Regions from separate parts of the Homo sapiens genome. Here region 1 is linked to region 2. Evidence: chromatin contacts called from ENCODE Hi-C or POLR2A ChIA-PET data. All regions are on one chromosome and are shown on one strand. The core of a region is the stretch at or near the end of the contact, and the rest is flanking DNA. Distances in the headings are between cores, read along the strand shown.

Region 1 (5,450 bases), core at 1,304-3,803, 330 kb after region 2:
TCAATTACTTTATCCAGTACTTTACCCTTCACTAGCATACTGTTTCCCTCTTGCCTTAGAGGATGCAAGGTGTTGTCAGCCATCACTGAGAGCAAGGCCGGGGAAGGGTATGGGGCAAGTCTCACCATGTTTCCAATCATGTCATTCATCATCCCAAACATGTCCATGAAACCACCCGACTGGAGGAAAGAGATGGAAAACAGAGTCAGGAAAGCAAAGTCAGTGTTCAGAGTTGATCCTGTTTAGGAACCCACAACCCACATGGCTGCACATTTCCTTTCTCTTCTTCCTTCACATCTAGCAAGTTCTCTTTCTCATTCTGTTAAAATAACCAGAATACTCATATTTCTCCTCCTGTGAACTGCTGACCCCTTCCTCAGTCTCTGTGACTGCTGTGATCCAATTTTCCTTCTCCTGCTTGCTATATTCCCCCCATCTTTAGGAAGCAAGCCAAAGTAATGGATTCTAAACTCTAAAGAGGTAAGGCATGAAATTGTTAAAACCTACCAAAAAATCATCTCTAGTTGGCCCTTTAACTGCACTTCCCTCCTCAAAAGAACAAATTTTGCTAGACAATTACATCTTCCTAATGCGTATGAACTTCTAGGAGTACAACAGTTAATAACATCTTTTCTTTTTTTTTTTTTTGAGATGGAGTCTGGCTCTGTTGCCCAGGCTGGAGGGCAGTGGCGCAGTCTCGGCTCACTGCAATCTCCACCTCCCGGATTCAAGAGTAGCTGGGACTACAGGTGTGTGCCACCATGCCTGGCTTTTTTGGTATTTTTAGTAGAGACGGGGTTTCACCATGTTGGCCAGTCTGGTCTCGAACTTCTGACTGCAAGTGATCACCCATCTCGGCCTCCCAACAAGAGTTTAACACCTTTAACCCACAGGGCTCCTAGTACCCAACAGGCTCAGAGCTTTGTGAATGCCATAAAAAGAGAAGATTCTGGGGTTACTCATGAAACTATTCCTAAGAGGCACATTTGGGAATAATATCTAAGGGTAGAGAGTGTGTCTGAGATGGAAGGACACAGGGAGATAAAGACTCACCATTCCCAGCATCCCAAAGGGGGAGACAGCTCCAGCCTACAGGAACACATGAGGAACAGAAATTAGAGACCACATCCTATCTCTTTACAATCCCAAACCAGGCCCATGGCCTCAATTTTTTTCCATCCTCTCAAAAGGGAGTCACAAAGCCCTTTTTCCTGACCCTTTCCCCAACTCCTAGAGCATTTCACTTGCTCAGTTGGCTGTAGTGCAAGAAAATTAAGTGCTTTCCTAACTAACCTCCAACCTTTCTTTGGGTCTCAGGTGTGTCTCAGCATCATTACCTGCTGCATCCGGCGGCTGGCAGGCCTGGTCCCTGGCATGTTGCCATCTGTGATGCTGAGGAAGGGGCTATATCCAAAGCCACCTGACAACATACGGCTCATATGCTGACGGTGAATAGCAAAGGGATCCCTGTGGAGTGAGCACATAGTATGGATGGCAGAAGCGCCAAACTGTCAATCCCTCCACCACCCTGCAAAAAAATACGCACAGAGCAACAGTGGCACCGATGCCTACTTCCTGCTAGGTAGGAGCTAGGTATCCAGCCAGTTCCAACCATTCCTAGCAATGGGAACCCCGATGTCTGCCTGAACTGCTCAGAGACCTGGAGTGGGAGAGCTTGAGGGGGAGGGAATACTCACATCAGGAACATGGGATCCTCAGGCTCCACGTCCCTCATGAAGCGGAACATCCTGATCTCAGCTCCAGGGGGCTCCACACTGGAAAGATATGGAAGCTCAGATACTTGGAGGTGGCCAGGGTTTTGCACACCCACTCAGTGTGGGGACTCTCAGAGCACTGTCCTTTCCAAATCCTGTAACTGACCCCCTAAACTCCAGGGAGACCCTACTCCAGGTGTTCCACACAACCCTCTAGGGAGGGAAGGGCTCTTCAAACCTCTTTCTCAATTAGGGCCATGGAAAATTTTTCCAACCCTCTCGGTTTTTCCCTCCCCCACTCAGAGCCATCCTCTTCCCAAAGCTCTGGCCGGTAGCATACTCTCCCCTCCTCCCGCCGACGACACCGTTCTAGATGAGAATGCCAAGTGCAGGTCCTCCGCCCCATTAATGACCCCAGTCACCCCGCCCCCTCCTTACACTCAGGCCTCCCCCAGGCGGGCCTCACTAAGCCCCCCGCGCCTGTCTGCGACTCCTCTAGCTCCCGCCTCCCCGCCAGGCGAGCAGGAGAGGTAGGCCTGAGCCTCTCCTCTCCCCACCCCGCATCCCGGGCTCCCAGACCCTGCAGCCCCGTGGGCCCGCTCCCGTCCGGGGCTGCCAGCTCTGCCCGAGCCTCACCAGTGCCCGATTCGGGCTCAGCGGCCCATCCGGCCGGTTTCGCTTCCCGGTACGCTGCAGGGTCAGGGTCGCGGCCCGGAACGTGGGGATTGGTCCGGGCTTGAGCTCCTCGGCCTTCCACGCCGCCTCCTCCCACAGCTGCCACCTCCGTACGGCCCCCTCGGCCAACGGAGCCCGAACCTCGGCCAGGCCCGGGCGGAAGTGACGTCACGATAGACCCGCCCACCCGGGGCCGGGCCGTGGGAGCCCCGCCCCCTGGCGCGGGTGGTGAGATGGCTGGGGCCGAGTCCCAGGGGCGCCGGGGCCATGGGCCAAGCTCAGGGGAGCAGAGCCTGAGGCCGAGAGGGGTCCCCTGGGCACGAAGAAGGGGAGCTCATTAGTAACCTCGATTTGGGTTCTGTGGACTGGAAGAGGCTCCCATAAGGCAGGGGAGGAGAAGGAGAAGAGGAATCCATTCTTCGGGAGGGACCGGGTTGGAGGTTGAACCTGGGGGCGCAGTGCAGCACGTTCTCTCTCCCTCCTCAAGGGGAAACTGGAGGACGAGGGGCAGATGCCCCTTGGGGAGAGGCGGGCGCTCTGTGGGCGACGAGGCGGGGCGGATCCCTGGGGGGAGCTTTAAGCCGACTCTACTGGAGAAGCAGTCTACCCTAGAGGGAGGATGGGCAGTTTTCCTGCGGGGGAGGCGCTTGGGCCTGTCCCCGCTTGAGGAGGAGCGTTCCTGGCAGGGCGGAGTCCCCGGAGTGACGCAGAGGAGGTGAAACTCTCCAGCCCAGATCTAGTTCGGGCTTCAGAAAGTCGGATGGGGCAGAGGATCCAGGTTGGGGGGTTGGCCGCCAGATGGCGCTCCTCGGCCAGGCTGGAACCGGAGGCCCTTGAGAACTCGCGTTGGAGAGGGACCTGGACCCTCCCCCGTTACCCATCTGTGAAGGGTTGGACTGGGGAAAGGCTACAGTTCTGAATCTATTAGTTTAATGCCACTCTCCCCTTCCTTTTACTCTAATTCTTGTGTCCTCAAGAGCTCCCAGTCCTGCACTGACCTTTCTTGGTTGCTTTCTTAGGTCAAAGGTCTAAAGTTTGGGGGAACAAAGGAGTGGAGAGCTCAGTTAACCTGGATCACCCAGGGGAGGAGCTAAAACGGGGCCCAGAAGACCTGCCTCCAAGGCCAGAGACTGATACTTTGACATACTAAATGTCTTGCATAAAATCTGGCTCTGCTGGAGAGAAGGGCCTTCCCCTTTGGGGTCAGGGCATTTGGACTGTCTAGGATGGACTTTAACCAGACTCATCCAAACTCCAGCTTTCCCTGGTTCTTTACTCTGGCTTTTAGCCATATTAGTGCTGTGTGGAGTCTGACCCAATGAGAAAGACTTGTTCCCAGTAATTCCCTGGGGGAGAAAGAGGGGGTCCCTGGTGACTCAGGAAAAGGTGCTAGGAACAGGGCTTCTCACGTTTCTTTGGACTTGATCATTATTAAAGAGGAAAAAACAATAATAGAGACAGGGAGCAGAGATAGATAATTAAGATATAAGCTGACAGACTGGCAAGTCAAAGGAAAACAGACAGAATACAAGTAAATTTGTTTTTCATTGCTATTTCTGGGGGAAGAGACTTAGTAAAATCTTCTGTCTTCCAGATCTCTGCACTTCCCACCATGCAACTTCCCCTTATCCTCTTGCCCCAAATGAAAGCAGTTTGACATGTGATCAAGAGTTGTCCCAGTAAAGGTTCTGTGGCTGAAACTTAACTAAAGAGATCCTATCCATTTTTTTTCTTTTGTCCTCTCCTCCTTCTAAAGCAAGTTCTTTATTGTCCAGCCAATCAACAAATGTTTAAGGCCTGGCGCAGTGGCTCACGCCTGTAATCCCAACACTTTGGGAGGCTGAGGCGGGCACATCACAAGATCAGGAGTTCGAGACCAGCCTGACCAACAAAGTGAAATCCAGTCTCTACTAAAAATACAAAAATTAGCTGGGCGTGGTGGCACATGTCTGTAATCCCAGCTACTCAGGAAGCTGAGGCAGGAGAATCGCTTGAACCCAGGAGATGGAGATTGCAGTGAGCCAAGATTGTGCCACTGCACTCCAGCCTGGGCGACAGTGAGACTCCGTCTCAAAACAACAACTACAACAAAAACGAAAATTAGCCGGGCATGGTAGCAAGCACCTGTAATCCCACAAGTAGGCTGAGGCAGGAGAATCACTTGAGCCTGGGAAGTGGAGGTTGCAGTGAGCCGAGATCACGCCATTGCACTCCAGCCTGGGGGATGGAGCGAGACTCTGTTCCAAAAAAAATAAAAATAAAAATAAAAAGCAAATGTTTAATGAGGCCTGGAACTGTCCTAGGTACATTGTATTAAGCATACATACAAAATATAAGACACGGTCTCTGCCAATTGAAGGCATACAGTCTTGTAGCCACCTTTTTCTTTTTTAGTTACCTGTTATCCGTTTTTTTGTTTTTTTTTTAATTAAATTGTAGAGATGGGGAGTTTCATCATGTTGCCCAGGCTGGTCTCAAACTCCTGAGCTCAAGTGATTCGCCCAAACTTGGCCTCCCAAAGTGCTGGGATTACAGACATGAACCACTGTGCTCAGCCACCTGCTATCCTTTACGTACCGCCTTTAGGTGCCTAGAGTCCTTTCTCTTCTTCCTTCCAAAACTTAAGAATCTGCTGGCCAGGCGCGGTAGCTCACGCCTGTAATCCCAGCACTTTGGGAGGCCGAGGTGGTTGGATCACTTGTGGTCAGGAGTTCGAGACTAGCCTGGCCAACCTGGCCAACATGGCAAAACCCTGTCTCTACTAAAAATACAAAAAAATTAGCCAGGCATAGTGGCACGTGCCTGTACTCCCAGCTACTTGGGAGGCTGAGGCATGAGAATCGCTTGAACCCAGCAGCAGAGGTTGCAATGAGCCGAGATCTTGCCACTGCACTCCAGCCTGGGCGACAGAGCAAGGCTCCGTCTCAATAAAAAAAAGAAAAAAAAAAAAGGAAATTGTTGGCCAGGCACAGTGACTCACACCTGTAATTCCAACACTTTGGGAAGCCAAGGCAGGAGGCTCGTTTGAGCCCTGGAGTTGGAGACCAGCCTGAGCAACAT
Region 2 (5,288 bases), core at 861-3,360:
TTGAGATGGAGTCTTACTCTGTCACCCAGGCTGGAGTGCGGTGGCGCGATCTTGACTCACTGCAACCTCTGCCTCCCAGGTTCAAGCGATTCTCCTGTCTCAGCCTCCCGAGTAGCTGGAATCACAGGCGCCTGCCACTACACCTGGCTAATTTTTTTTTTTTTTTTTTTTTTTTTTTTTTTTTTTGAGACGGAGTCTCGCTCTGTCGCTCAGGCTGGAGTGCAGTGGCGTGATCTTGGCTCACTGCAAACTCCGCCTCCCGGGTTCACACCATTCTCCTGCCTCAGCCTCCCGAGTAGCTGGGACTATAGGCGCCCGCCACCACGCCCAGCTAATTTTTAATAGAGACAAGATTTCACCATGTTGGCCAGACTGGTCTTGAACTCCTGACCTCAGGTAATCCACTCACCTTGGCCTCCCAAAGTGCTGGGAATACAGGCGTGAGCCACCGCACCCAGCCACAGGAGCTTTTATGTTCAGATCATAACCAGGCGTGGTGGCTCACTCATGTAACCCTAGAACTTTGGGAGGCTGAAGTGGGAAGATTGCTTGAGGCCAGGGGAGTTGGAACCAGCATGGGCAACATAGCAAGACTCTGTCCCTATTTTAATTTTTTAATTTTATTTATTTATTTATTTATTTATTTTGAGACAGATTCTTGCTCTGTTGCCCATGCTGGAGTGCAATGCCATGATCTCAGCTCACTGCAACCTCTGCCTCCCGGGTTTAAGCGATTCTCCTGCCTCAGCCTGCCAAGTAGCTGGGATTACAGGCACGTGCCAACGCATCCAGCTAATTTTTGTATTTTTAGTAGAGACAGGTTTCACCATGTTGACCAGGATGGTCTCGATCTCCTGACCTCGTGATCCGCATGCCTCGGCCTCCCAAAGTGCTGGGATTACAGGTGTGAGCCACCGCACCCGGCCCCTATTTTAATTTTAAAAAGAAAACAAGATCAGGTCATACTTTGGTGCATTCTTTTTTTCTTTCTTTCTTTTTTTTTTTATTTGAGATGGAGTCTCGCTCTATCACCCAAGCTGGAGTGCAGTGCTGCAATCTCGGCTCACTGCAACCTCTGCCTTCCGGGTTCAAGCGATTCTCCTGCCTCAGCCTCCCGAGTAGCTGGGACTATAGGCACTTGCCACCATGCCCAGCTAATTTTTGTATTTTTAGTAAAGATGGGGTTTCACCATGTTGGCTAGGATGGTCTCAATCTCTTGACCTCGTGATCCGCCAGCCTCAGCCTCCCAAAGTATTGGGATTACAGGCGTGAGCCACCACGCCCAGCCTTTGGTATATTCTTTTAGGTTATGTTAAAGATAGATTCTTCAAGTCACAGATAGGAGTACTTGGGATCACCCCTCTGCCCCCACCAGTGGCCCTCCCTTAGGGGGTTCCTCAAATTCTTTGAACTTGCTGAAACCCAGCCTGCTGTGCTGACACAAGAGAAGCCCTGGGAGGATACCCGACGCCTGGCACCTCTGCCCTTATGTCCCTTTTTTTTCTGTTAGAATCCCATTTTGTTTTCTTTTTATAGATGTAGGGAGTACAGTGCAGTTTTGTTACATGGATATATTGAGTAGTGGTGGAGTCTGGGCTTTTAGTATAACCACGATCCGAATAGTGTACATTGTACCCATTGGGAAATTTCTCATCCCTCACCCACCTCCCACCCTCCCACCTTTCCAAATCTCCAATGTCTACTATTGCACTCTCTGTGTCCATGTGCACACATTATTTAGCTCCCACTTATAAATGAGAACATGCAGTATTTGACTCTGTCTCTGAATTATTTCACTTAAGGTAATGGCCTCTAAGGGTTCCATCCACATTGCTGCAAAAGATGTAATTTCATTCTTTTTAATGGCTGAGTAGTATTCCATGGTATAAATATGCCACATTTTCTTTATACAATCATCCATTGGTGGGCCCCTAGGTTGATTCCATATCCCTGCTCTTGTAAACAGTGCTGCGATAAACGTATCTTCAAAATAACAGCCTTGAAGCCCTAATTGGGCTCCTGAGAGGGCCACGTGAGACAGTGTGAAGAGCGAAATCACTATTCTGCCACAAGAGGGCACCCAAAGCCCAGACAGATGGGACGACGCGCTTCCTGCCTCCATTGGAATCAAGCGCATGACTGGATAGCAGAGGCTCCTTGGGCAGGGAGCCACAGCTTGAAGGTCCCAGTTATGCAACTGGCCCCAAGGCCCTTCTACCCCTTCCCCAGGGGACTTCACCAGCTCCTTTTAGGACAGAGTTTGTGTATGGTTCTTGCTGGCTTCAGTCCCTCCCGTAGAGGTGACCCTGAGTAGCTGGGATTACAGGTGCCAGCATATGCACCTGTAATCCCTCCTCCCTGGGGAAAATCTCTGCCCTGGATGGGTAAGATCCTGACCCTGCGTGAACGTGGCATGCGCTTCTGTTCTCCACTCCCTGGAGTTCCTCCTGAGGCCGTGCAGGATCCTGTCCAGTGCTCACAGGCATGAGCATGACTTCAGGGTTGTGAGCAGAGCCCTGCAGAGGTATGCATATGGCTATGGAGTGGTGACCTACTCGGACAGAAAGAATAAGGAAAGGATCCAGTAGCCAGGCCAAAAGGAAGAGGCACCAAGAAGGGCTGCAGCTTGAGGGTGGAGATTCCAGACTTCCAGATACTCTAGTGGGGGTACGATTTGGACCCAGGAGGCAGGTTGCAAATCTAAACCCATCAGAAGCATATGGACTCTTCTTTTGATTAGTTGTCAATGCGAAAAAATTTTTTTAATTTTTAAAAAGGGTATAGACTTAGACAAACTCAGAACTATTAAATTTATAATGTAGTTTGAAACATTTAAGGGAACATTGTACTAAACTGAGAACTATATAGATGTACGCAGGCCCAAGTCTGGCTTCCTAGCCTCAAATCTGGCAAATAAATAAGGTTAGCCTTCCTGAGACGGTAATCACAGATCACGGTCATACACTGCCCACTTGAGTAAAACCGTTCCCCTTGGGGACGAGTGTTCTTTTAACCCCAAGAAGGTTTGGAATCAATCTTTATGATGGCTTTTACCCTCTCAACTTAGCTAAGACGAAACCATATTTCTTGGAAATTAATCCCTGTATGGTTCTGGGTGAGGGTTGGCCACAAGAGAAATGTAAGATTTGAGAGGTAGGAAAACAGAATAGGAGCGGCCGTCGTGCTCTGAGGCCAGCATGGGGTGACAGTCATCTGCTGGCTCACCTTGTCTGCACGGATGGCAGCCAGACTGGCAGCTCTTCCAGCTCCCGTCAGATCGCCTCCTTCAGCTTCTCTAATTCTTGGCCACACAAGTGCAACTCCGTGGCAAGGAGTGCTAGGTCCTTCTGCAGACACCCATACCATCGGGGTGGGTGGTGGTGAGGCACAGACGCAGGCTCCGGATGGCCTTTGCCCTGCCCCCACTTCACATCCAGTGCTTCTCCCAACTGACCCATAGTGACCTCAGGTCCACCACAGATACGGAGGCCTCCAAAGACTCCTTCCCCAGCTGCCATGATTGATTAAGGTCTAATCTCTAAAATAAGTTCCTTATTCCATAACACTCATAGTGGTTTTGACTCTCTGGTCAAACCTTAACTGATAAAAATCAAAAGTGATGAAGCAAATCAAACTCATGCTAAGTTTCAAACAGGTTTTAACCACTGCATGCATTTGGTACTTAAAGTTTTTGTAATGCTTAAAAGAATCTGACATATATTAATACTTAAATAGGAAATGCATGAAACTACAGAAAAAAAAATTAAAAAAATTTTAAACAATTTGACATAGAAGTATTATAGATTAGCCTCATTATTATATTAATATTTAAAATGTATAATTGCCGGGCATGGTGGCTCATGCCTGTAATCCTAGCACTTTGGAAGACTGAGGCGGGCAGATCGCTTTGAGCCCAGGAGTTCAAGACCAGCCTGGACAACCTGGTGAAACCCTGTCCCTAGTAAAAATGCAAAAACTAGCTGGGCTTCATGGCGTGCGCCTGTAGTTCCAGCTACTCGGGAGGCTGAGGTGGGAGGACTGCTTGAGGCGAGGAGTTCGAGGCTACAGTGAGCCGTGATCACACCACTACACTCTAGCCTGGGCAACAGAGCCAGACCCTGTCTCACAAAACAAAAGAAACAAACAAACCACACAAACTTGCAACATCCTGCTTCTTGCAGCTCTCCCCATCCGGCCCACCCCATTCCTTTGGCGTGAAAATATGATGGGGTCTCCTCAGCCCTAGAAGCACCCACACCGTTCAACCTAAAGCTCCCACTGACTAGCTGAGCTCTCATAAAGGTGAGATTTGTCGCATACGCCTCCCATACACCTCTTCCTAGTAGATTTCTTCACTCTTTCCCTTCCATTCTGAGCACGGCCCCACTTAAGGAACTCTCAGCTCTCATGTTGCCCTATCCCAGTCAAGAAGGAAGTTGCTGGTGATCAAGTCATACTCCAGTGAACACTGACTGGCACCTCTTCTGCATCAAGTCCTAGCAGGGCATTCACCCGAGTTACCAAACATGGCTGCTCACACCCGCCCTCCGAGGCCAGCATCTGCATCCCCATGTGACAGTGGAAACAAACCCACGGAGCCTGAGCAACTGGGCAGCCAGCAAGTGACTGAGCAGAGAGACGGCCTTGGACGCAGGCCAAGCAGCACAGATTTACTCGAATCATCCTCCGCTCCTTCAGATTTTCACCAGCTGATTGATCCTTGGACTTCCCCCCCAGGCTTCTCTGACATCACCAGCCACCAGGACCCTGCCTATGCCTGTGGCCTGCAACATTCCTCTATGCACATCAAAGTAGGGAGCATCAGGCCGGGTGCGGTGGCTCACACCTGTAATCCTAGCACAATGAAAGACCGAGGTGGGCAGATAACTTGAGACCAGGAGTTCAAGACCAGCCTGGCCAACACGGCGAAACCCCATCTCTACTAAAAATACAAAACAATTAAGCAGGGATGATGGTGTGTGCCTGGGGTCCCAGCTACTTGGGAGGCTGAGGCATGAGAATTGTTTGAACCCGAACCCAAGGCTGAGGCAGAAGTTGCAGTGAGCCAAGATCGCGCCACTGCACTCCAGCCTGGGTGAGAGAACTCCAGCCTGGGTGACAGAGGGAGGCTCCATCTCCCAAAAAACAAAACAAAACAAACAAACAAAAAAAACAAGTAGACAGCATCAATTCTGGCCAACTTATGGGTAAAAGAGAAGGCTGCCACAGCCCTTGCCCTTTGGGAGTGCCTGTCCCTTCAGTAGCTGCCCCAAAAATCCTGCAGAAG

What was found. A loop is a pair of places that touch in the nucleus more often than their neighbours do. ChIA-PET counts read pairs that join two places held with the same protein, here RNA polymerase II (POLR2A). Pooled maps may share reads with other maps.
Region 1: a pooled map shows a loop between it and region 2 (4-fold over the local background). The contact joins the promoter of MLF2 here to the enhancer-like site in region 2. A Hi-C loop is called at or near these places in 1 of 37 single-sample maps with no recorded cell type and 5 of 50 pooled maps. POLR2A ChIA-PET finds 5 or more read pairs at or near these places in 1 of 52 experiments (activated T-cell).

The regions. Positions count from the first base shown.
Region 1 is chr12:6,750,588-6,756,037 of GRCh38, forward strand. It overlaps MLF2 (myeloid leukemia factor 2), which reads right to left and starts at 2,554. Exons shown (of 9, transcript NM_001382226.1): 1 at 2,352-2,554; 2 at 1,698-1,775; 3 at 1,338-1,467; 4 at 1,054-1,089; 5 at 126-179. The coding sequence starts at 1,747. RefSeq lists a silencer at 2,451-2,690 and enhancers at 2,861-2,910, 2,941-3,110.
Region 2 is chr12:6,421,646-6,426,933 of GRCh38, forward strand. No RefSeq gene overlaps it. Among named protein-coding and RNA genes, the nearest start is that of CD27, 21 kb to the right of the region's middle. RefSeq lists enhancers at 1,822-1,871, 5,183-5,288. Within about 2 kb of position 2,111, at least 6 of the 41 ENCODE cell types and tissues checked have a DNase peak (open chromatin) inside an H3K27ac peak, as active enhancers do.